2 separate regions of the Homo sapiens genome follow, and region 1 is linked to region 2. The links are chromatin loops, found by intact Hi-C in ENCODE. Cell type or tissue: CD4-positive, alpha-beta T cell. All regions are shown on one strand. Links, peaks and the distances in the headings refer to the core of each region. The heading gives the core; the rest is flanking DNA.

Region 1 (13,224 bases), core at 3,185-11,184, 1.3 Mb before region 2:
AGTAGTCATTCAGGAGCAGGTTGTTCAGTTTCCATGTAGTTGAGCGGTTTTGAGTGAGTTTCTTAATCCTGAGTTCTAGTTTGATTGCACTGTGGTCTGAGAGACAGTTTGTTATAATTTCTGTTCTTTTACATTTGCTGAGGAGTGCTTTACTTCCAACTATGTGGTTAGTTTTGGAATAGGCGTAGTGTGGTGCTGAGAAGAATGTATATTCTGTTGATTTGGGGTGGAGAGTTCTGTAGATGTCTATTAGGTCCACTTGGTGCAGAGCTGAGTTCTGTTCCTGGATATCCTTGTTAACTTTCTGTCTTGTTGATCTGTCTAATGTTGACAGTGTGGTGTTAAAGTCTCCCATTATTATTGCGTGGGAGTTTGGTCTCTTTGTAGGTCTCTAAGGACTTGCTTTATGAATCTGGGTGCTCCTGTATTGGGTGCATATATATTTAGGATAGTTAGCTCTTCTTGTTGAATTGATCTCTTTACCATTATGTAATGGCCTTCTTTGTCTCTTTTTATCTTTGTTGGTTTAATGTCTGTTTTATCAGAGACTAGGATTGCAGCCCCTGCCTTTTTTTGTTTTCCATTTGCTTGGTAGGTCTTCCTCCATCCCTTTATTTTGAGCCTATGTGTGTTTCTGCATGTGAGATGGGTTTCCTGAATACAGCACACTGATGGGTCTTGACTCTTTATCCAATTTGCCAGTCTGTGTCTTTTAATTGGAGAATTTAGCCCATTTACATTTAAGGTTAATATTGTTATGTGTGAATTTGATCCTGTCATTATGATGTTAGCTGGGTATTTTGCTTGTTAGTTGATGCAGCTTCTTCCTAGCCTTGATGGTCTTTACAATTTGGCATGTTTTTGCAGTGGCTGGTACCAGTTGTTCCTTTCCATGTTTAGTGCTTCCTTCAGGAGCTCTTTTAAGGCAGGCCTGCTGGTGACAAAATCTCTCAGCATTTGCTTGTCTGTAAAGGATTTTATTTCTCCTTCACTTATGAAGCTTAGTTTGGCTGGATATGAAATTCTGGGTTGAAAACTCTTTTCTTTAAGAATGTTGAATATTGGCCCCCACTCTCTTCTGGCTTGTAGAATTTCTTCTGAGAGATCAGCTGTTAGTCTGATGGGCTTCCCTTTGTGGGTAACCGTACCTTTCTCTCTGGCTGCCCTTAACATTTTTTCCTTCATTTCAACTTTGGTGAATCTGACAATTATGTGTCTTGGAGTTGCTCTTCTTGAGGAGTATCTTTGTGGCATTCTCTGTATTTCCTGAATCTGAATGTTGGCCTGCCTTGCTAGATTGGGGAAGTTCTCCTGGAAAATATCCTGCAGAGTGTTTTCCAACTTGGTTCCATTCTCCCCGTCACTTTCAGGCACACCAATCAGACGTAGATTTGGTCTTTTCACATGGTCCCATATTTCTTGGAGGCTTTGTTCATTTCTTTTTATTATTTTTTCTCTAAACTTCTCTTCTCACTTCATTTCATTCATTTGATCATCCATCACTGATACCCTTTCTTCCAGTTGATCGAATCGGCTACTGAGGCTTGTGCATTCATCACATAGCTCTCATGCCGTGGTTTTCCACTCCATCAGGTCCTTTAAGGACTTCTCTGCATTGGTTATTCTAGTTAGCCATTCGTCTAATCTTTTTTCAAGGTTTTTAACTTCTTTGCCATGGGTTCAAACTTCCTCCTTTAGCTCAGAGAAGTTTGACCATCTGAAGCCTTCTTCTCTCAACTTGTCAAAGTCATTCTCCGTCCTGCTTTGTTCCATTGCTGGTGAGGAGCTGCATTCCTTTGGAGGAGGAGACACACTCTGATTTTTAGAATTTTCAGTTTTTCTGCTCTGTTTTTTCCCATCTTTGCAGTTTTATCTACCTTTTGTCTTTGATCATGGTGACATACAGATGGGGTTTTGGTGTGGATGTCCTTTCTGTTTGTTAGTTTTCCTTCTAACAGTCAGGACCCTCAGCTGCAGGTCTGTTGGAGTTTGCTGGAGGTGCACTCCAGACCCTGTTTGCCTGGGTATCAGCAGCGGATGCTGCAGAACAGTGAATATTGGTGAACAGCAAATGTTGCTGCCTGATCGTTCCTCTAGAAGTTTTGTCTCAGAGGAGTACCCAGCCGTGTGGGGTGTCAGTCTGCTCCCACTGGGGGGTGCTTCCCAGTTAGGGTACTCGGGGGTCAGTGACCCACTTGAGGAGGCAGTCTGTCTGATCTCAGATCTCCAGCTGCGTGCTGGGAGAACCACTACTCTCTTCAAAGCTGTCAGACAGGGACATTTAAGTCTGCAGAGGTTTCTGCTGCCTTTTGTTTGGCTATGCCCCGTCCCCAGAGGTGGAGTCTACAGAGGCAGGCAGGCCTCCTTGAGCTGAGGTGGGATCCACCCAGTTCGAGCTTCCTGGCTGCTTTGTTTACCTATTCAAGCCTCAGCAATGGTGGGCACCCCTCCCCCAGCCTTGCTGCCACCTTGCAGTTTGATTCCAGACTGCTGTGCTAGCAATGAGTGAGGCTCTGTGGGCGTAGGACCCTCCGAGCCAGACTCGGGATCTAATCTCCTGGTGTGCCGTCTGCTAAGACTGTCGGAAAAGCGCAGTATTAGGGTGGGAGTGACCCAATTTTCCAGGTGCCGTCCGTCACCCCTTTCTTTGGCCAGGAAAAGGAATTCCCTGACCCCTTGCACTTCCTGGGTGAAGCAATGCCTCGCCCTGCTTCAGCTCATGCTTGGTGCGCTGCACCCACTGTCCTGCACCCACTGTCTGACAATCCCCCATGAGATGAACCTGGTACCTCAGTTGGAAATGCAGAAATCATTCGTCTTCTGCATCGCTCACGCTGGGATCTGTAGACTGGAGCTGTTCCCAATCGGCCATCTTGGCTATACTCCCTATTTTCTTTTTTTTAAATCTTATTTTAGGTTCAGGGATACATATGCTGACTTGTTATATAGATAAACTCCTGTCACGGGGGTTTGTTGTACAGATTATTTCATCACCCAGATACTAAACCTAGTACCCAATATAGTTATTTTTGCTGCTTCTCTCCTCCCACCCTCCACCCTCGAGTAGGCCCCAGTGTCTGTTGTTCCCTTCTTTATATGAGTTCTCATTATTTAGCTCCCACTTACAAGTGAGAACATGCAGTATTTGTTTTTCTGTTGCTGTGTTAGTTTGCTAATGCAGGAACAGAAAACAGATGGAGCTGGAGGATGGAGCCTCCAGCTCCATCCATGTTCCCTCAAAATTCGTAATCTCATTCTTTTTTATGGTTGCATAGCCACATTTTTATTTTCTAACATACATTAGCTGCTTTTCATTCCAGTCAACTTCATGGAAAAGTTTAAAATTCTAAATCAGTATATCTAACAACTCAATAACAGTAATGATACCTGTGGCTGTAAAAGTAAGCCCTCTTCTAACTCCAAGTGATTTCATGATGAAATAGGTATCTAGTCAAGCACACACAAAAAATGTACCCTAGCTGTAAACTAATTATACATTATCAGTCATAAAATTATTATATTATTAACCTATCTTTAGAAAAATAAAGTGTTGATAAAAGTGAATTGTTCTGCATGTAACCCAAGAACCCTGGGAATCTAGGACAGAGACAAGATTTACGAAACATATTCAGCAAGTCTTGAAATGCTTTCTGCTGTGCAGCAGGATGTTTCATGTAGTTGGTGCCTGGGTGAAACATCTTTGCAGGATACCCACCTCTTTCTCCAAGGCCACACTTCGCAAATTCTGTGGAGAATAAGGTATAATGTACTGTTTTGACTCTAACCAGACATTTAATCTTAGATAAGACTTAACCAACTGGTTTCTTTTATTGTAAAATGAGAGAGTTGGGTTAGATTACTGTTTTTCAAACTTTAACCAGCCTCAGAATCACATGGAGGGGTGGCCCCACTCTCACTTTATAGTAGTATAGTAGGCCCTGAGAATTTGCAGCCCCCCAACAAGAAAGAATTATTGAACCCAAAATATCAATAGTGCCAAGGATAAGACGCTCTGGCCTAAAGGTATTCTGAGTTGCTGTTATTCTACTTTAAAGGGCCAGTAAGTGCCTAACCAAGCATGCCATGAAAGCAGAGTTATTTCCCCCACCTTTTTTTTTTTTTTTTTAAATTTAACCTACCTAGGGCAGTATTAGTTTGGTACCAAAGCCAAAGATTCCAGATGGCTGTTCATTATGATGCTGGGCTCCTCTGTGGACAGGTCTCCATTTTCCTCAACCATATCATTGTGGAATTCTGTTGCCTCATGACCTGAAAAAACACTGGGATTTGTACATACAGTGGACCCTTTGGGTTGAAAGACACTCATTACGGCTTGAATATTAGTCTCTTCAGGCCCCAAGCCAATAAAACATTCATATTTTCATTGGGAATCTAGCCTCTCCTATAATTTACATGCAATCTTCCCTCTTTCTCTTTGTGATTGTTCTCATTGATAAGGACCAGCTTTGATATAATTTTCAGTTTGAACGTTCTTCCCCCTAAAGGAAGCTGGAATACATTCCATGGTATTAGGTTCCACCATAGCAACGGAAGGCTTTTTATTGCATGCATGAATATTCAGGATTTAATCAGTGGCATGTGAAATGTATTGATACTACTGAGAATTATTTTATGCTAATAGAAAAAGCAAACGACAGTCTTTTATTTGTAAACATAACACTGAAAGAACACTTGAACTTTTCTGGAAAGCAAATCTTTAGTCATTTGTTGAAGCTATATGCCTTTCCCATCCTTTAGGTGGCAGTAACTGCAGATGGCCCATAATAAAATGAACTTTTTAAGTGAAATATTTTAAACATTTAATACATTTATATTTTTAAAAATGATTTCATGATGTTAATAAGATGGTGGCATTGCTACTTCATAATTTCAAATTCTCTAATTAAAAAGTCTAGCTACCTGACACTGGGAGGTGTGTAAATGCAGGCTTTAACATAATACTTTTTATCATCCAACAGTGATTTTAACCTCTTTTTGTTTACCATTCCCTTTACTATGTGATGAAATACAGACTCTTTCCCCAGAAGAGCACATGTTTGCATAGACATAATAGCACTCTTCCATAGAATCCCTAGAGGATCAGGCTACCAGTTTAGGGGGCCTTGCCTTAAAGCAACATGAGAGGAGTGTCTCAGAAGCCTGAATCTGATCTTTTAAGCACTAGAGTGTCCTGCTCTTAGAGTTGCCCAGGGGAGGTAGAGGGGATGGAAGCACTCTTTACCTTTAATAAATAAGCATATGCCTTCTTCTACAATTATGATTTCAGTATGATTAAATAGTTGCATAGAACTATACTTCTCAAGACTCCTTTGACGGAAAGTCATAGAAACTCAAAGTAACTTATGTAAAAAAGAGGATTTATAGTCCCATAACCTGGATACTGCATCTAGGAACTCAACAGTGTCATCAAGACAGTAATGCCCTCCCTCAATCACTGACATGTTCTCTCTCTCTTTCTCTCTGTCCCCCTTCTGTGTCTATCAGCAATTCTAGGATGTACATTCTTAACAGAAGAAGAGCTTCTTTTTCTGAAGAGTTATATCAAAAGTCCCAGGTGACCACTTATGTTTAGTTTTATCAGTATTTATCAGTTCCATGCATATTTTTGTTTTTATGGCTACTACACACACACACACACACACATACAATCTTTAAACAAGATAAAGTAGGCTTTTCATATTTTATATGACACATTGTACATTATACTTAATAAACATGTATGTAATTATTATATAACTATTTTACATTAGTTACATTCATATAATGTATAGGTATATTATATATATACAAAATTATATATATAATGTGCATGTACTTATGAAACTTGCTTTTTATGTGGAATATATTGTTTTTAGATATATTCATCTCGAATCCATGTAATGCTAGTTCATTCTACCACAGTAAATAACTTTTGAAATTTGTTTATAAAAGACATTGTGCCTTCCATCTTTGTTGCATTCTCTCTCTAGCTCTTTCTCTCTCTCTGTCTCTCTGGGATCACTCATTCTGGGGAAAGCCAGCTGTCGTGTTGTGAGCAGCCCTGTGGAGAGGTCCCTGTGGTAAGGAACTGAAACCTGTCAACAGCCACATGAGAGAACTTGGAGGCAGCTCATGTAGTTTAGTCAAGCTGTCTGATGGCTGCAGCCCGACCTAATTGCAGCCTCCTGGGAGACCTTGAGCTGCAAGCTCCCAGCTGAGCTGCTCACAAATTCCTGACCCTCAGACACTGTGTAAATGTTTAAGTTGCTAATTTGGGGGATAATTTTTACACAGACAAACATAACTAACACAATATTGAAGCAAATCTAAGAATTTATCAATATATCAGGTTTTGGTGGGGATACAGACATGAAATTTTTTCTCAGTAGAAATAGTTTTCCCTGGTTCTTGCCACTAGAGGGCAAATGGTCACAAATAATGGCTTTTTCTATTTCCATACAACTCAGATGTCCGATGCAAACATTCTTAGAGACCATCTGCTCTGTTGCCTTACAGATGAGTATACAAATGCCCACAGACATTAACTTACTTGTTCAAGTTCACACAGGCTAGATCTTAACGTAAAAACTCAGCTGCAGTTAATAACATACAAACCAGCTATTTTTAAATTTTTTTAAATTTTTGTGATATACACCTGTACACCATACATCTATGTATATATATATATACACCTATGTGTATACATCTATACATAGGTTTATATATTTATGGGGTACATGAGATGTTTTGATACAGGCATGCAATATGAAATAAGCACATCATGGAGAATGGGGTATCCATTCCCTCAGGCATTTATCCTTTGAGTTCCAAACAATCCAATTACACTATTTAAGTTGTTTTAAAATGTACAGTTAAGTTATTATTGACTATAGTCACCCTATTGTGCCAATCAGTTAACTATTAATTAATGCTGCTATTTCTGAAAGTCACTAGGTACAAATAAAGAAGGCTTTATCTTTTTTATTTCAACTAGCATGTTAAAATTCCTAAGATCACAAAATTTATGATAACAACCATTGCCATTTATTGGGTACCTATTATGAACAACTTATTATACACATGTGCTACATGTCTTTTCATTTAATCTATCTAATGAAGCTTTGAAACTTACGCCTATCAATGCATGAGGGTCAGTGTCTTGTCCAAGGACACGTAGCTAGAAAGAAGGAAAACAAATTTGATTCTGATAGACGTTAAATCTCTTTGCAATATTTTTCTTAGGGCACAGCTCATAGCCTCTGATTATACCAGAAGTTTGTTGCTTCTGGAAACTTTTAGTATGTTGAGACATTTAAATGATTGCCATATAACATTGGAACAGAAAAGAAAAAAATTGATGACTCTCCTTCCCTTTTTCCCAGAAAAATTCTCTCTCTCTCTCTCTCTCTCTCACACACACACACACACACACACATATTGCCTCTTTCCTTCATTCTAGCAGACCAGCTTTGTGATACTGGTTAACCTTCCTAGAGCTTCATTTTGTTGCACCTTCTTCATTTCTAAAATAAGAATACACCTACCTCTTTTAAGCTCTCAGCAGGGATGCTGTGATGATTAATGAAAAAGTCTTCATGAATCTCATTTGATTTTGCAGAAGACAGAAGTTTAATAAAGCTGAAGAATCATTATAATGGTAATTAGTCATATTTTAGGACAGATGGGCAAGTGTCTGGCAGTGGTGGCTTAGCTGGAGCTGTTGCCACACCAAAGCAATAAAATAATGTCAATATGTCAGCCACATCAAGTCAGACGCAAAGAGGGTGCAATAGCAGCCTACTTCACACACTGCTTTGTTCATCATCTCTGCTTGGCACAGACTGGGACAGAGTTACAGCATTTCTAAGACAGACAGGCAGGCAGTTCGAGAAGAGCCACCTCATTATTGTGGCATATAATCTCCAAAGATAGCCACCACTGATAGCTTCCTTCCTTGTTGATATGCATGTTACTCCTCACACTAAGAGAGTGAGGAGCCCCTTGAATCTGGCCTGGCCCTGTGACTTGTTTAGATCGAGAGAATACTGTGGCTATGACTCTGCTAATTCTAGGTCCAGCCTTTAGAAAGACTGGCAGCTTCTGCTTCCTCTATCTTGGAAGAATGATGCAGGATAAGAAGTTCAAATACCCTGAGCCCATCTCACTATGAGAAAGCCCAAGCTAGCCATGTGGAAAGAGGGACAGAAACAGGCCTGACCAGCTCTCGGATATTCCAGTCATCCCAACTGAGGTTCTGAATGTGAGTGAAGAAGCAATCTTAGACATTTCAGCTTCAGTAGATACCATGTGGAGCAAAAGAACTGTTCAGTCCAGATTGTTTTTAAGCCATTGTGTGCTGGCATGTTTCTTATATAGCAATAGATATTTGAGACACCTATCAACATTTAAAATAGGGTCATATATCTCTTGATATTCTCTCTTTGCTAAATGAAGTAGAGGATTTCTTCAGAGAAATGAAATAAGGGAAAAACAGTAAGAGTTTGATACAATTGAGAGGATAGTTGCCTTTTAGAGGATACAAATTTTAGTTTTATAAAAGTCTGATTAAGATAGAGCAGTTATCTTTTCTTTGTTCACTCAGGCATTCATGCTCAAATATTTGTTGAATAAATATATTGCTTACTATACATCAGACATATGGATTATACACACACAGTCTCCAACTTACGATGGTTGGACTTACATCATAACCTTCATAAATTGGAGAGCCATCATGTTTTTCACTTTCAGTACAGTATTCAATAAATTGCATGAGATATCAAACACTTTATTATAACATAGGCTTTGTGTTAGATGATTTTTCCCAGCTGCAGGCTAATATCAGTGTCTGAGCACATTTAAGATAGGCTAGGCTAAGTTCTGATGTTCTATAGGTTAGGTATATTAAGTACATTTTCAATTTAGATTATATTTTCTAACTTATGATGGGTTTATCAGGACACAACCCCATCATAAGTTAAGGAACATCTGTAGGGCTAAGTGAGATGGATAATGTCCCTGATCTCATAGTGCTTATATCCTAATTGGGGAAGACGAATAACAACCAAAGCAAAAAGATAATTTCAGTTGGTGATAATGCAATTAATCTGGGGAAGGGTAATGTGATAGCATTATCAGAGTCTTTCTAAGGGTTCCCCACAATGCATTAGCAATAAACTAACAAACAGAAAAAAATAAAGAAAATGTTCATCCCGAGATTGTAATACAGTTTAATTATCTGTAACCTAATTAGCAGTTTCTGGGTATGAGTAAACACAATTCATGGTGTGGGCAGGGCTTTCCCATTTTGTGCTTTGAGTCTTAGCTTTGTTAACACTGAAACTGATCTGGTGGGGTAGATTTTTTTCCCCTACCTTATTAGCTTTTTAGGGAAGTAAAAATGGAATGTGCTAGCATTGGTGGTACAGGTACTTTGCTGGTCCACATGCAGTCTATTAACACCATTCCTAAGACACAGCCATTGATGTACTCAAAGAAAATGAGTTTGATGGGCACCTTGGTTGATTCAATGCCTTCACTATTGTGAATAGCACTCTGATGAACATATGAGTGCATATGTCTTTTTGGTAGAACAATTTATTTTCCTTTGACTAATGGAATTGCTGGCTCAAATGGCAGTTCTAAGTTCTTTGAGAAATCTCTGAACTGCTTTCCGTAGTGACTGAACTAATTCACATTGCCACCAGCAGTGTATAAGTGTCCCCTTTTCTCCATAGCCTCACCAGCATCATTTGTTTTTTGACTTTTTAATAATAGCCAGCTGAGGCCAGGTGCGATGGTTCACGTTTGTAATCCCAGGACTTTGGGAGGCCAAGGCAGGCAGATCACTTGAGGCCAGGAGTTCAAGACCAGCCTGGCAAACATGGCGAAACCCTGTCTCTACAGAAAAAAATACAAAAAAAATTAGCCAGGCCTGGTGGTGGGCACCTGTAATCCCAGCTACTCGGGAGGCTGAGGCAGGAGAGTCGCTTGGAGCTGGGAGGGAGAGGTTGCAGTGAGTGGAGATCGCACCATTGCACTCCAGCCTGGGTGACAAGAGTGAAACTCCATCTCAAAATAATAATAATAATAATAATGATAATAGCCAGTCTGACTGATATGAGATAGTATCTCATTGTGGCCTTGATTTGCATTTCTCTGATGATTAGTGATGTTGAGCATTTTTTCATATGTTTGTTGGCCACTTGTATATCTTCTTTTGAGAAGTGTCTCTTCATGCCTTTTGCCCACTTTTGAATGGGGTTATTTGTTTTTGCTTGTTAAATTGTTTAAGTTCCTCATAGATTCTGGATATTAGACCTTTATGAACATTTTATCCCATTCTGTAGGTTGTGTGTTTACTCCGTTCATAGTTTCTTTTGCTGTACAGAAGCTCTTTAGTTTAATTAGGTCTCACTTGTCAATTTTTGTTTTAGTTGCAAGGGTAGATAGGTTAATGAAATGTGGTACATACATGCCATGGAATACTATGCAGTCATAAAACAGAACAAAATTTTGTCCTTGGCAGCAACACAGATGCAGCTGGGGGCCATTACCCCAAGCATATTAATGAAGGAAAAGAAAACCAAATACCACATGTTCTCACTTACAGTAGGAGCTAAACATTGGGTACTAATGGACATAAAGATGGCAACAATGGACACTCGAGACTACTAGAAAGGGGAGGGCAAAAGGGTTGAAAAACTTAACTACTGGGTACTATTTTCAGTACCTAGGTGATGGGATCAATAATATCCCAAATCTCTGCATCACAAAATATACCCAGCTAACAAACCTGTAGATGTAGCTCCTGAATCTAAAATAGAAGTTGAAGTTATTTCTTCAAATGAAAATAAGTTTGAATTAAGAGAATCAAGGAACTAGATATTTTACAGTCCTACATTTCTGGAAGGCTTCACTTACTTAATTTCTTCTGAAGAAAGGGCATTTTTCATAAGAGAATTAGAAAGACCACTCTTCTTTTGCATACATAGCATGGTTCTCTGTGATATCCCATGAATGTTCTGTTGAGACCCTTCCACATTCTTTTGAAATTAGCAATGATTTCCTTGAAAGAGGAAATTCTGTCTTAATTTCTTCGTTTATTTATCCTCTCACACAATATCCTGCCCATAGTACATGCTTAATAAATATTTGTTAAATAAGTGAATGTCAGATTAAGAGACCAGTGTCTACATTTGAAACCCAGCTCTGCAACCTACTAGCAGTGTGATCTTGGTCAAGTTACTTAATTACTCTCAACCACTACATTGTTACTTTAAAATTAATATTAAGTTTCCGAAATGGTGACTCTTGATAAATTAGAATAGACACATAGCCATTGACAGCTAATGCTGGCAACACTGTGTGTGTGTGTGTGTGTGTGTGTGTGTGTGTGTGTATAATGTATACATATATACATGTATATGTATATATATTAGTTATATTTGTATTATGTATTTTAATTAATTTCAATCATTTGTAGGCATACATATATGTGTATGTACATATGTATGTATATATATGCACATGTGTATATATGCCTACAGATGTGTATATATACGCCTACATATATATACATGTATATACACACACGTGTATATATATGTGTGTATATATATATATATATATATACACACATATATATGTACACACACACACATATATATATGTGCCTGCAAATGCAATCCTTCCCTCATAGAGGTTATTTGCCTTTAGATAAAATCTGGGAAAAGTGAAGATCATTACTGCTAGAATTCAATTTGAATATATTTTTACTTAAATACTGACTTTTTAAACTTTGCTTTCTTCTAAGACAAATTTCTTAGTTGGCCAACAATAACTGGCAATGTCTAAGCATCTATGATAACTTATCAAGAGTCACCACTTTGAAAACTTAATAATATTAGTTTTAAAATAATTATGTGGTGGTTGAAGTTTATTAGTGGAAATGAGGCAGGAGGACAGAGGAAAGAAACAGCAAACTTGATGTATTTTATGACCTAAAGGTCTAATGCCAGAAGAGCTAATCTTACAATGCCTGTTCATGAAAAACTCATTGAAAAGTCCCATGATATTAATAAGTTAAATGTCCTTACCTACAATGAATCCCAGTAGAAATTTTACAATAAATTTGTCTTCAGTGAAAGGTACTAGGGTAGAGAAAGGAAAAAAATCACATAAATTAAGAGTTTTTGCCATTTTTTATGTTTGTCACATATTTGTGGACTAAGTAGATGAGGAATTATTGATATAGAATTCAACAAAATTCAATGAGATATAATTTTAATTATAATTATAATTTTAGAGCATAAGATTTATTTGGCAAAATGGGAACATATAGTGGTTGGGATGCACCAGTGTTTAAAAATGAATAATAATAAGATAATATTTTGGTTAGGACAATCAGCTTAACATCAAAAGCCATTTGTTTAGACTGTAATTTAACAGAAAATATAATGCTAATATTCAGTTTATATAATAATCCCTTTAAGTGGTAGAAATTATAGCCTTTAAGAGTCAAACCTCTTCTTTTTTAACTTCTAGGGAGAGCCTTATCTGCTCTCAAAAGGTCTTAAATAACCATCTGATCTTTCTAAATCTATATCAGTCCTAATTCTAGGGTGTCTCGTCCTTCAGCGAACATAAAAGTTTATAAATAGATTTAGAAATAGCAACAACAAGTGATTCCTCCTTCTAAAATGCATTGTTACCTTGGATAACAAATAACTGAAAGATTTCCAACTACTTGCATTCCTTTCTGACCAGGCAATCTGAGGGCATGCTCTAGCCCCCAGCCATCCAAATAGCAACTCTATTTGGAATAAAATTAGATAGAAAATTATCACTGTAACCTTGCAAACACTGAGACTACCCCACAGAAGTAAGCTGATAAAAACATAAGATAAACAGCAGATCCTAAAGATATGCCAAAAATTTAAAAAAGTGTTTTTATCGTTGAACTCCAGCTGGATATAGGGTACAAGGTGGAGAATATGAAAACTGGTTACACATTCCATACCACTCTAAACAGCTCAATGAAGATTCCTTGGGATTTATTATGACAGATACTGTTACACTTTCTTTAGCTCTCAACTTAAAAGCATATGTTTGGTTCAATCCCCACCCAGAATTACTGGGTTTATATCACTGTCAGGTAACCAATGTCTTCCCAGATAGTGGAATATGTTACTGAAAATATCTTTATTTGCCTTCACTCACAGA
Region 2 (13,224 bases), core at 2,325-10,324:
TACTCAAAGCAAAAGCAAAAATTCAGGAGTAAAGGTTGTGGTAACAGAATTTTGGATGCTTAAGGCATTTTGCTCGTTGACTTTCTGGAATGCCAAAGAATGACAACATCTGCTTATTATGAGAAGGCTAGCCAAAGCTTTAGCAGAGAAAAATGCCTGGGAAAGCTTTAACAGAGAGTCCTTCTCTACTATGACAATGCTCCTGCTAATTTCTCTCATCAAACAAGGACAGTTTTGTGAGTTTCAATGGGAAATCATTAGACTTCCACCTTACAGTTCTGAATTGGCTCCTTCTAACTTCTTTTTGTTCCCTAATCTTAAAACATCTTTAAAGGGCACCCATTTTTTTCAGGTAATAATATGAAAAATATTGCATTAACTTGGTTAAATTGCCAGGACCTTCAGTTTTTTAGGGTTGGACTAGATGATATCATCATTTACAAAAGTGTCTTGAACTTGATGGGGCTTATGTTGAGAAGTGAAGTTTATATTTTTAATCTTTTGATTCCATTTTTTTTGCAAACTTTTTGAAGTCCCCTCATACTCGTCACCTTACGATGGGACCACATCCCAGTAAACTCATTAGTCAGAAATGCATTTAATAGTCTGTTAAATCCATCATAAAGTTAAAAATTATAAGTTGAACCATTGTGAGTCCAGATACTTTTCTACTTATGATGGTGGTTATGTCCTGATAAACCCATCGTAAACTTGAAAAAATTATTGTTCACCATCCTTAGTCATCTGTAATAATTTATTTGCATAGCATGGGCACACATAATAGGTCATTTAATTGCCTGGGACAGGGAAGGCTATGGTGACTCTTGAATTGTGAATTGAATTGTGATTTCTAAAGGTTTGCCTGAGCCTGAGATGGGATGTGTCTTCTAAGTAGAATAGCTAACATGAGCACAAAGATACTGAGGTTTTTAAAAGTACATGACTTCTTGGAATGGCTGGTGTACGTAAATGTGTAGGATGTGTAGAAGGGAATGGTGGATACTAAAGCTGGAAAAAGCAAACTGGGACCACTTCATGAAGGATTTTGTATGATTGCCGAAATGTCCTCTCTTTACCCTTATATGTATGATTTTAAGGATTTTAAGTAAGGGAGTGATAGGGACAGTAATATGGGTAGACCATTTGTGATAATATTAATACAGAGGAAGGGACGGATTTATTTTGAGAAAAGAAGCATTGCGACTTGGTGAATATTTGAAGCTGTGGGATAAAGAATCAAGGGGGAATTAGTTTTCTTTTTCTTTCTTTTCTTTCTTTCTTTTTTTTTTTTTAAAGAGATGGGATCTTGCTCTGTTGCCCAGGAGTGCAGTGGTGTGATCACAGTTTACTGTAGGCTCAAGTGATCCTCCCACCACAACCTCCTGAGTTGCTGGGATTACAGGTGTGTGCCATTAAGCCTGGCTAATTTTTTTTATTTTTATTTTTATTTATTTTTGAGACAGAGTCTTGCTCTGTCGTCCAGGCTGTAGTGCAGTGGCACGATCTGGGTTGAAGTGAATCTCCTGCCTCAGCCCCCTGAGTAGCTGGGATGGCAGGCACCTGCCACCATGCCTGGCTAATTTTTGTATTTTAGTAGAGATGGGGTTTTACCATGTTGGTCACACTGGTCTTGAACTCCTGAACTCAAGCAGTCCACCCGCCTCGGCCTCCCAAAGTGCTGGGATTACAGGCATGAGTCACTGTGCCTGGCCTTTTTAATTTTTATTTTTAGAGACAGTCTCACTATGTTCCTCAGGCTGGTCTCAAACTCCTGGCCGCATGTGGTCCTTCCCCATCAGCCTCATGAGTTGTGGGGATTATAGGTATGCACCACTGCACCCAGCTGAATTTTTCTAGCTTGGACATTTTGATAGTTAGAAATGCCTTCTAGTAAATAGCACAGGAAAGGTGGAAGTATAAATTTTGGGGATGGTGGAAAGGAAAAAAAAATCTTTAGATGATCTTCTAAAATTGCATATCTAATTCTGTTACTTCCTTCCTCAAAACTCCCTGATTGATCTCCGTTGCCTGCTGAACTAGATGCCTAAATGTCTTTACTTATTCTCAGTCGAAGATGGGGTTTTTGCACTTCTCCTAAGAGATAGTTTACAATACTTCTTAGGATTTTCAGTTACGTATCTTTGCCATTCAAATTACATTTTGGTAATTACATTTAGATAATTTACATGTGCACTTGATGCAAACATTTAAAAAACCAAAATAAAACAACTTAAAATACTTGAAGGTACTTCTTCCTTGAAATTTTCCAGAGTCGTTTTATGTCTGCCCTAGTTTTTTGGGCCCTAATGGAAATGTCACCACGACTTGAGTGTGGGCTGCTGATAAGAACAGTTGGCCTGTGGTAGAGAAGGGAGGTCAAGGGGAAGAGTGAAGGTCACTTTCATAATATTATCATCAACTAGGAGATACATAAAAATAATACTGGTCATAATCTTTACAGGATGAAATCGAGAATCTCCAATGAAATATTAAATTGGCCATATTCTATAATGTAACAGCCTGTTGGCATTTTTATGCCCAATCAAGTGGGCATTTTTATCCATATACAGTGTTATGCATTCCCTGGAATATATTTGAATAAGGATGATTGAACAGCTTTATGATGAAGAAACACTAAATACATTGACTATTAAAAAATGGAGGAAAAATAATAGGAAATAAGGAAGTATTCTCATTTTACTTTTCCAATATTGCATTTGATGTTTTTGCCAATGCCATCGGCCATAGAGTGAAAACACACACTCTGTCTCTCCCTCTCTCTCTCTCTCTCTCTCTCTGTCTCTTGTGTGTGTGTGCGCGCGCAGGAGAGTTGATGGTATTCTTACAGTATTCAAAGGTATCTAAAATCAGAGATGATATTTTAACATTGTGGCTGGATATAAGATAAATCTGTGAACATTAGTAGTAAAACCATATACTAGTTATAACCAGCTCCAAAATACAATGAAAATGATTTATATAGATCCATTTACACACTACTTACCAAACTAAACAACTCTCAGAATCATATTAGTCCGGATAAGCTATGTTTTGCTGCAGTAACAACCCTAAATTTCAGTGGCTTAGCTGAGTGTGGTTGTGTGCACCTGTACTACCAACTACTCAGGAGGCTGAGACAGGAGGATTGCTTGAGCCCAGGAGTTCCAGGCTGTAGTGGTGATGATCACGTCTGTGCATAGCCACTGTACTCTAGCCTGGGCAACATAGTGAGACCCTGTCCCTTAAAAAAATGTTAGTAGTTATGCTACACATACATTGTGGGTGGGATAGTAGGTTTTCTATCCAGTGATTATCTCTACTCTCTAGAAGATTGCCAGTCTCCTTGGCAGATGGAAAGAGAGACTGGGGAATTGCATGTTGGCTCTTAAACTTGTTCTCTGAAAGCAACAGATCCTTTTTATTCATATTCCATTGGTTAAGATCACATGGTCAATCACTTGGACACACTTATCTTTCAAAGGGCCAAGGGTGTACAGTTCAACTTTGTACCTGAGAAGAGAACTGAAAATATTTCATGAATAGCACTAATAATTGTAGCAGTATTGAAATATAAAAATGAAAACCAAAAAAGCACAAGGAAAAGATTAATACATGTGACTATAAAGGGTATAATCTCTGAATTATATTGAAAGCATAAATGAACAGTTCTAAACATGGAAGTCTTTAGATCAGTATGAAAAAGATTAATCTATATATAAAAGTGTAATACAAATATATTAAGCAGATTTCAGGAGTCAAGTACAATAAAATGACCAAAAGATATGAACAGGTAATTCCCAAAAGATGAACTAGGATAGGAAAATATATTTAAGTTGGAATCGCAATTTTTTTTTTTTTTTTTTTTTTTTTTGAGCAGAGTTTCGCTCTTGTTGTCCAGGCTGGAGTGCAGTGGCATGATCTCTGTTCACTGCAACCTCTGCCTCCCGGGTTCAAGCGATTCTCCTGCCTCAGCCTGTCGAGTGGCTGGGATTACAGACATGCACCACCACGCCCAGCTAATTTTGTATTTTTAGTAGAGACGGGGTTTTCTCCATGTTGGTCAGGCTGGTCTCAAGCTCCCGACCTCAGGTGATCCGCCTGCCTTGGCCTCCCAAAGTGCTGGGATTATAGGCATGAGCCACCGTGCCCAGCAAGTCTTTCTTACTCTTTAAATAGTGGAGAATTTAAAAATAACACCCAGTGCCAGTGAGTTTATGGAGAAATAGTTAATCATGTATTGCTGTTTGGATTATAATTCTTTTGCAAAACAATTTAGATACCATGTCAAGAACCATAAAAATATTCATACTCTTTAAGAATCCGTCTCTAGGAGTTTACCCCAGTTAAAATGAAGAAATATTAAATGAGTTAAAGAAAATATTTTTCAGTAGTGAGGAAGAATCCATCCATTTATTCTTTCATTTCATTTAAGGAGACCAGTATTATTTGTGCTAGGCTCTGTCCTAAGCACTGGACATACACAAATGATTAAGATAGGATTCCCACCCTGTCATAGCTTAAAGTCTAATGGTGAAGAGAATGTTAGGGGAAGACAGAGAAGAGGAAAGCCTAAAATACACAATCTCAGTTCAGTTAGGACATGTAAGAATAACCTAAAAATGTTCAGCAACTGGGAAATGTTTCAGAACATTTTGATATATTGGTATATGCAGTGGTATATATTGGTATATGCAGAGTGACTAACTGTGGTTGAAAGGAATACTTACAAAAACTATGTGTAATGGCATAAAGAAATGTAAAAGGAAAGAATATTAAGGGTGTGAGTACTATGATTATAGACTATATAAAAATACATAAACATTTGGGGAAATAAAGATTGTAAAGGAGTGTTGAAAGAAATCCGAAAAAAAAAATAAGGTTAGATTAAAAACAATAGTTGCCCTTTAAAATACATAACTTGAGTCTAGTAATGAGAAAAACGTCAAAGAAATCCCAGTTGAGGGTCATACTACAAAATACCTGACTAGTTATTCTCAAAACTGTCAAGGTCATCAAAAACAAGGGAAGTCTGAGAAGTGTCACAGCCAAGAGTAGCCTAGGGAGCCATGATAACGACATGTAAGGTAGTATCCTGGATGGGATCCTGGAACAAAAAGAACATTGGACAAAAACTAATGAACTCTGCACAAAGTATGGGCTTAGTTAATAATAGTGTATCAATATTGGTTCTTTAAAGGTAATGTATCATACTGTTAGCTGTTGTTAATAGGGGAAACAGCATGGGGAATATGAGAACTACTCTCTTGACATTGTTTTTGTAAATCTAGACCTCTTATAAAAAATGAAGCTTTTTTTTAAAGAGATAGGAAGAGGAGAGAAACATATGCATATAGGCATTTACTTAAATGTTCATCAGGCTGGGCACGGTGGAGCACACCTGTAATCCCATCACTTTGGGAGGCCGAGGTGGGTGGATCACTTGAGGTCAGGAGTTTGAGACCAGCCTGGCCAACATGGTGAAACCCCGTCTCTACTAAAAATACAAAAATTAGCTGGGCTTAGTGGCACGCATCTGTAGTCCCAGCTACCCTGGAGACTGAGGCAGGAGAATCAGTTGAACCCAGGAGGTGGAGGTTGCAGCAAGCCAAGATCATACCACTGCACTTCAGCCTGGGTGACAGAGCGAGACTCTGTCTCTAAATAAATAAATATTCATTCATCAAATGTCTGTGGAAAGACATTATAATACACTGCATACAATACGATACATATATTGTTACAAATACATGTATAGATAGGGATTAATGCTAGAAGGAAATGAAGTGAAAACTGTTATTTAAGGGAGCTAAGGTTGATGAATATTTTCCCAAATGTTTTCCTAAATCAGTTTTGTTCAGTCTTTCCTGAAAGACAGTTCATCACAAAGTTAAATACCTCATGTTCTCACCCATACATGGAAGCTAAAGAAGTTAATCTCAGAAGTAGGGAGTAGAATAGTGGTTACTAGAGGCAGGAAAGAGGAGGAAGGAGATAGTTAAAGGTTGGTTAAGGGATATAAAAGTACAGCTAGTTAGGAGGAATAAGTCCTAGTGTTCTATAGTATTACAGACTGACTAACAATTTATTGTATATTTTCAAATATACAAACACAGATTTTTAATGTTCTCAACACAAAGAAATGATCAATGTTTGAGGTGATAGATATGCTAATTATCCTGTTTTGGTCATTGTACATTGTATACCTGTATTGAAATATCACTCTGTATCCCATAAATATGTACAATTATTGTGTCAATTAAAAATAAAAGCCGAGAAAACATGGTGTTTCAGGTAGGTTGTAAGAGTCTGTCTTGAGTATAGTGCCATCTGCTGGCAATGTTAACTAATTACATTTTTAAAAAGTTATTTTATGATTTTATAGGGGAAACTGGTTTTTCTTGCCATTTTGTTATTCACTTGGTTATATATTTTTATGCTTATGCCCTCTTTTTATTATGAACAATAAGCATTCCTTTAAAGATCCTTATGATATGCCTAGAATTTAGAAGAAATCACTACCTCAGGTTTTCCTTTGTTGCCAAATTTTTTTTGCCTATTTCTATGGCTGTAACAAAATGCCTTTATTTTGCAAATGTAATTTGGGGTGAAATAATTTTTTTTAAAAGGAGCTTTATACGTATGCTTTTTGTTTTATTTTGTTTTAAGAAGGTTCGTTAGTATTAGGTAGAATTTAGAAATGAATCAAGTACCCGTAGAGACCCAAAATACCATAAATTTAATAGAATTAAATTTGAAGGGCAAGTCCCTTCCATTACCCTTCTTTCACAATATTCCTGAACTCACTATACTTAGTATACTATACTATACATCTGGGATTAGCATAGACGCAACAAGTCAAGGGCTCAGTCCCACAAGACTGAAGTCCCCACTTCAGATGCCAGTCACAAATCAGGCCTCCAGTATTTCTGGACTGACTGGCTATAAATTGGGTTCCCATGACTCCCTCCTCAGATTTGATAATTTGCATAAGTTGCTCACAGAACACAGGGAAACACTTTACTTACATTTTTCAGTTTATTATAAAGGATACAACTCAGGAACAGCCAGATGAAAGAGATGTATGGGAGGAGGTCTGAGTAGGGGAGTGTGGTTTCCATGCTCTCTCCAGGCATACTACCCTCTCAGAACCTTAATGTCTCCACCAATCCAGAAACTCGTCAAATGTTGTTTCAGGAGGTTTTATAGAACTTAATATTCAGCACCTCATTCTCCTTTCTGGAGGTCAGTAAGAAGAGTTGAAAATTCCAGCTCTCTAATCACTTGGTCATTCTAGTCACCAGCCCCCTCCTGAGTTTATGCTATATAGGCTCCACTCCAGGTCACTTCATTGGCATAAACTCTGGTGTAGTCAAAAGGGACCTTTAATGAATGACAAAAAACAGTCCTATCACTCAGAAATTTTAAGCATTTTAGGAGCCTTGTGCCGTGAACCTGGGACAAAGACGGATTACACTTATACCACAATAGGTCTAGCATTTTAAAAAGTTAACTAGTTTGCACATAGACACTTGGCGAATAGTTGATTGGTTATATAATCCCATCAAGGTATGCAAATAAACATGTATTATGGCATCTCTCATTGGCATATAAACTAGTATTTGCCCTATACCTGCTGTATAAGATTGAGTCTTGTCATGTTGATTTCTCTTTGCTGCAGTGTTTATCGCAGCTCAGCTTATCCCAGCTCTTCCCATTCCTGTCTACTATTCCTGTCTACTATCTGCTACCTATAGTAGCAGATTTTGGAGGTAATTTCTCTCCTTCCAGTTCTCTTCAAAGCCAGGACTATTAAAACAAACAAAAAAACCTTCTGACTGTCAACTAGATAATGTTAAGAATCTTCCAAGTGACTATAATTTTAAAAAAATATATGAAATCATTTTATGTTCCCCTTAGAACTTGGAGAATGTCTAATCTAGAAGTTTCAGAACTTTTTTTTTAGAAAGCAGCTAAACCTTTAATTGAAGAAATCTTGTATAAAGCTGCATGTCCTGGGGTTCCTACATAAGCAAACCCAAACCCAATTCAATGAAAACAGTGACATCAAACTTAAGTCTAACTAGAGACATTATCAGTTAGAAATCACCAACTGACCTCTAACTTGGGACCTTTTACTGGATCATGATCAAATAAGGCAAATGCCTAGCTAGCTATGGCTGATCAAGTAATTGCTTTGCTTCCAAGTTCAGCCTGTTGAAACCCTCTGCTCATGCTCTGAAGCTGAGCTTGCTGAACCTCTTTTGGTTATTAGTGTTGTCAGATTCGTGAGTTGTCCTTTGCTCAGATAAACTCTGCTAAATTTAATTTGCTTAAAGTTTTTAATACCCAGTATCTAAAAACAAATAATGAAGTGCTTTGTTTAAGACGGGAATGAGGCTGAGTGCAGTGGCTCCTGCCTGTAATCCCAGCACTTTGGGAGGCCGAAGTGGTAGATCACTTCAGGCCAGGAGTTTGAGACCAACCTGGCCAACATGGTGAAACCCTGTCTCTACTAAAAATAGAAAAATTAGGCAGGTGTGGTGGTGTGTGCCTGTAGTCCCAGCTACTCAGGAAGCTGAGGCAGGAGAATGGTTTGTACCTGGGAGGCGGAGGTTGCAGTGAGCTGAGATCATGCCACTGCACTCCAGCCTGGGTGACAGAGTGAGGCTCTGCCTCAAAAGAAGGGAATGAGTGTGTGGAGTTTGAAATCTCTGAGCTCTTCCACTTTTACCTTGAGGCACCTCAGAGGAACTTTTTGCTTATTTTATCCAAATCCCGTTTTACGAAGGAGAGATCTGTACCCTATAGTAGTTAATTGACTTGTTAGGTGTACCCTAGGTAGGGGAGTGGCGGACTTTTATTCATTAGCCTCTCAGTCGTGGATTTTTTTCTATTATACCAAGCTGCTTCTAATGGAATTACTGCGTTCTTAAAAGTTACAATGACACACATACATATTTTTAAATTAGTATTGCTTTTCTTGGTAGAAATAGCAATTAAATTGCTTCTTGGTTTCCATTAACATCGAGGAAAAATTACAGGATTTTATTTTATTTTTTTGAGACAGAGTCTCACTCTGTTGCCCAGGCTGGAGCACAGTGGCGCGATCGTGGCTCACTGCAAGCTCCACCTCCTGGGTTCATGCCTTTCTCCTGCCTCAGCCTCCCGAGTAGCTGGGACTACAGGCGCCTGCCACCATGCTGGGCTAAATTTTGTATTTTTTAGTAGAGACGGGGTTTCACTGTGTTAGCCAGGATGGTCTCAACCTCCTGACCTTGTGATCCACCTGCCTCTGCCTCCCAAAGTGCTGAGATTACAGGCGTGAGCCACTGCACCCGGCCAAATTACAGGATTTTAAAGAGTTTAATGAACTAAATATTTGTATGTTGAAAATATATTTAATATATAATAGCAAATTTTTAGCTTAAAAATTATTATCTATGTTAGATATGCTTATTTATATGAACATGTTAAAAATATGTTTTATAATTAGAACTGTTACTCCTAGGCCTATTGATAGTTGTGATTATCTTGATAGAGTGTTGTCATTTGTCACATTGACAAGGTACTAGTCCTAGAGATAAACCAGTATCCAGTCTGTTTAAAAGTGAGAAATAAAGTTCTTTATTACAAAATTTGTTAGGTAATAAAGCAGGTTGGAGATTTTCATATATACCTTTTCTTTAGTGAGTATAACTCTGCCACTGTAGAATTATTTGAGATATGTTTAGTTAAAGGCATATTTTAAAAAATAGATACCTTTTACTAAGGAAATAAAAACAACCTTATCGGAGGCACAAAACAGATACTTACATAGGTTAATTTTAATATGTTACTGGAAAAAAAAAGTCTAATTTCCAGTAACATTTTTAAGCTCGCATTTGGCAATGTCAGTGAAACAAACTGAGAATACAATTTAATCATTATGTACAGTAAATGAGGTCTCTGGGCATGAAAATAAAATTAAAGTTTCTTGAAAACTTTATGATAGTAATCCTCAGAAAGAGACTTATTTTTATTCTATGAATATTATTGGTATGTAAAAGCAATGTATTTGTCCATAGTAAAAAAGAATAGCATTTTGCCGTAGCACATTTTCAAAGTTTTTTCAAGTTATGTTATTACCTTTTGGATATTATGTTGCCCTCATCTGTGTTTTTACTTATTATTGGAAGGCTCTTGCTTATAATATTTGACTTATTTTTCTTCTCTACTTTGTCTTTCCATTCTGGATTGGAAGTCCTTCAGGATGACAGGCTATATTTTGTATACATGCACAGTGATGCTCTGAGCTATAGTGGAGCCTGAAGCAAAAGGAAGAGTTAGTGATTCTGATGCTGTCTCTGTTTTAAAATGTTGATGTTTGGTTCATGGGTGTGTGTGTGTGTGTGTGTGTGTTTTGTTGCATTGGTTTTGTTTTAAAAATATTCCATTAAAACGTTGTTGTTTTTGTTGTTGTTGATCTTGATTACTGCGTTTTTTGACAACCTCTTTAACGTTGCACATGTCTTACCCTATCCTGGGTGGGGTCCAAGTGTACATTGTAGAGAGCTTTATGTATAGCAGGCTCTCAATACATGTTTTGTTGGGTATATTATTCTGTTCTCCCTGAAAGATGTGATCAAGTTTTTATTCTTTTTCAGGTATCTTACAGCCATATAGATGTCAAAGTTGGAGTTTAAAAAAATTATTTTCCTTGTGGTTGGAGAGAATAGAATCAGAAAAGAAAATTTAGAAATAAGAAAGTGTTACTGGCTTAGAAGTATTTTACTTTACCTTAACCCCACTGAATATAGAGCATAGAGAGATTGAAAACTGGAATTCTGTGGAGAAATTAAATAGAAAAGATTTAAAGAAATTAAATGGATAAGTCTTATGTATTGGCTTGCTTTGTCAGTTATTCAGAACATTGTGTATACTCAAAATACTAAACCTACTCAAGCTACTCTATTTTAATGGAGTTTGAGAACAACCTCTTAAAAAATCATTTAGTGAACTATCTGCAGTATATTGTGAATCTTGGCTTAAGAATGATGTATATTTCTTTCTTCTAATGTGGGTATATAATTATAAATGTTAAAGTGTATTTTAACATTGGCTATAGCATTTTCATAAGGAATTAAGCATTTACTTGTTGAAAGATTATATGCTAAGCAGAATTTGCTTGTGTAAAACTTTTAAATTCCTTTTCATTGAAAATATTCAGATTGATAGTCTTCTAAATTTATGGTTCAAACAAATTAGTTTTAGAACTTTCCACAAAATTTGAATGGCTAGAGTAAGCTAAATAGCTTTTTCCTCTAGTAAAATACTCTCAACTTGGTATGATTAAGTATCAGTGGTAGGTGGTTTATCAGAGGCAAGAGAGCATATATTGTTCTAAGGATTTCTTTCCAAATCTTTTATGATTTATCCTTTTATTTATATTTACACATATGTTTGTCAAAAATATCAGAAACACAGCATTTTCAACAGATGTTATTGGAACTGAACAAACTCAGTTTTTCAGTTTTTATATAAAAGAAACAATTGTATTTTAGTGCTATGTTATATTGAGGAAATTGACTATATATACCAAATTTTGTATTTTTAATAGAAAATTACAGCATGTAAACTTTGAATAGATGTAATATTCTTTGAAACTCATTTAAATTTTTATGTAAATTAAATTTTATATATATGGATTTTTATATAAAATCTTTTTAAAAGGATATTAACATTTTTAGGCCTATTCAAGCAGATTTACCTTTTATCAGCACTGCTGTATTCCTTATTCATCTAATGGTAGTTCAGAGCATGAAGAAGTTTAGGAAAGGTGATATCTGAGAATAATAGAAAAATAATATCCATAGGTTCCTTCCTTTAGGGCCTTAGAGTTTATCTGAGGAATAGAGTAGTGCATGTGATGAAGGTTTTAAAGTAGAGTGTTAGAGCTGTGGGTCATACTAGAATAATAGAAAAATTGGTCAGAGAGAATGAGTTGATCTGATGATGAGGTAAGAGAGTTCTGTGGAGCTGAAGATTAGTTTCAGTTGCTAAGTTGTTACTTGTTTCTAATCTTACAGATTGTTTTAGCTTGAGAATGTGTAAAATGGGTAGATCTCTTTGAACAAGCTTTTTCCCTAAAGAGTGTAGACTTGGCCGGGCATGGTGGCTTATGCCTGTAATCTCAGCACTTTGGGAGGCCAAGGCGGGCGGATCACGAGGTCAGGAGATGGAGACCATCCTGGCTAACATGGTGAAACCCCGTCTCAGCTAAAAATGCAAAAAATTAGCTGGGCATGGTGGCACGTGCCTATAGTCTCAGCTACTCAGGAGGCTAGACAGGAGAATCACTTAAACCTGGGAGGCAGAGGTTGTAGGGAGCCGAGATCGCGTCACTGCACTCCAGCCTGGGTGACAGAGTGAGACTCCATCTCAAAAAAATAAATAAATAAAATAAAAGAGTATAGACTTTAGAATAAGGTAAATTTAATTATTTCAGTAATTAGCATTTCTCAAACAACACAAAAGCACTACTATAAAATATAGAAATATTTTCTGTACCTCTTTTTTCAATTCTTGCCTGTGTGTGATTTTCTTTTTAACAGGAAATCAAACCCCAAAGCCATTATAACCATGGATATGGTGAACCTCTTGGACGGAAAACTCATATTGATGATTACAGCACATGGGACATAGTCAAGGCTACACAGTAAGGTTTTTGTTGTAGTTGTTTTCTTTGGCATGTGTATTTCAAGTGAAATATGAATCTGAATAACAGTCATATTACTTTGGGAAAAACATCAGTATATCTCAATTAAAAAATTAGTTTATGGGCCGGTTGCGGTGGCTCACACCTGTAATCTCAGTACTTTGCAAGGCCGAGGAGGGTGGATCACCTGAGGTCAGGAGTTTGAGACCAGCCTGGCCGACATGGTGAAACCCCGTCTCTACTAAAAATACAAAAAATTAGCCAGGCATGGTGGTGGATGCCTATAATCCCAGCTATTTGGGAGGCTGAGGCGGGAGAATCGCTTGAACCCAGGAGGCGGAGGTTGCAGTGAGCCGAGATTGCGCCACTGTGCTCCAGCCTAGGCAACAAGAGTGAAACTCTGCCACACACACACACACACACACACACACACACACACACGAAAATTTAGTTTATTTCCCATTGGATAATTGAATAGGTCTGTTTGCTTTTGGTACTTGCTGATCTTTCCAGAAGTATACTATTAGGCC

What was found. Peaks named below come from ENCODE experiments on the same cell type or tissue, not always from the same donor. Only the 100,000 strongest peaks of a DNase experiment are listed, where the experiment ranks them.
Region 1: it touches region 2 in a loop (6-fold over the local background); 2 of 110 quality-filtered maps call a loop at or near these places.

What each region holds. Positions count from the first base shown.
Region 1 is chr12:75,520,696-75,533,919 of GRCh38, forward strand. LOC105369844 (a long non-coding RNA gene) reads right to left here. Exons shown (of 16, transcript XR_007063375.1): 13 at 12,099-12,152; 14 at 10,924-11,068; 15 at 4,140-4,269; 16 at 3,566-3,745. Among named protein-coding and RNA genes, the nearest start is that of KRR1, 16 kb to the left of the region's middle. RefSeq lists enhancers at 2,027-2,527, 2,528-3,028. In CD4-positive, alpha-beta T cell, for the core only: CTCF peaks have their summits at 6,434 (motif pointing right), 6,640 and 6,842; DNase peaks (open chromatin) are centred at 6,126 and 6,446.
Region 2 is chr12:76,784,844-76,798,067 of GRCh38, forward strand. It overlaps ZDHHC17 (zDHHC palmitoyltransferase 17), which reads left to right. Exons shown (of 17, transcript NM_015336.4): 2 at 12,591-12,694. Among named protein-coding and RNA genes, the nearest start is that of ZDHHC17, 27 kb to the left of the region's middle. In CD4-positive, alpha-beta T cell, for the core only: CTCF peaks have their summits at 6,303 (motif pointing left) and 6,502; a DNase peak (open chromatin) is centred at 6,308.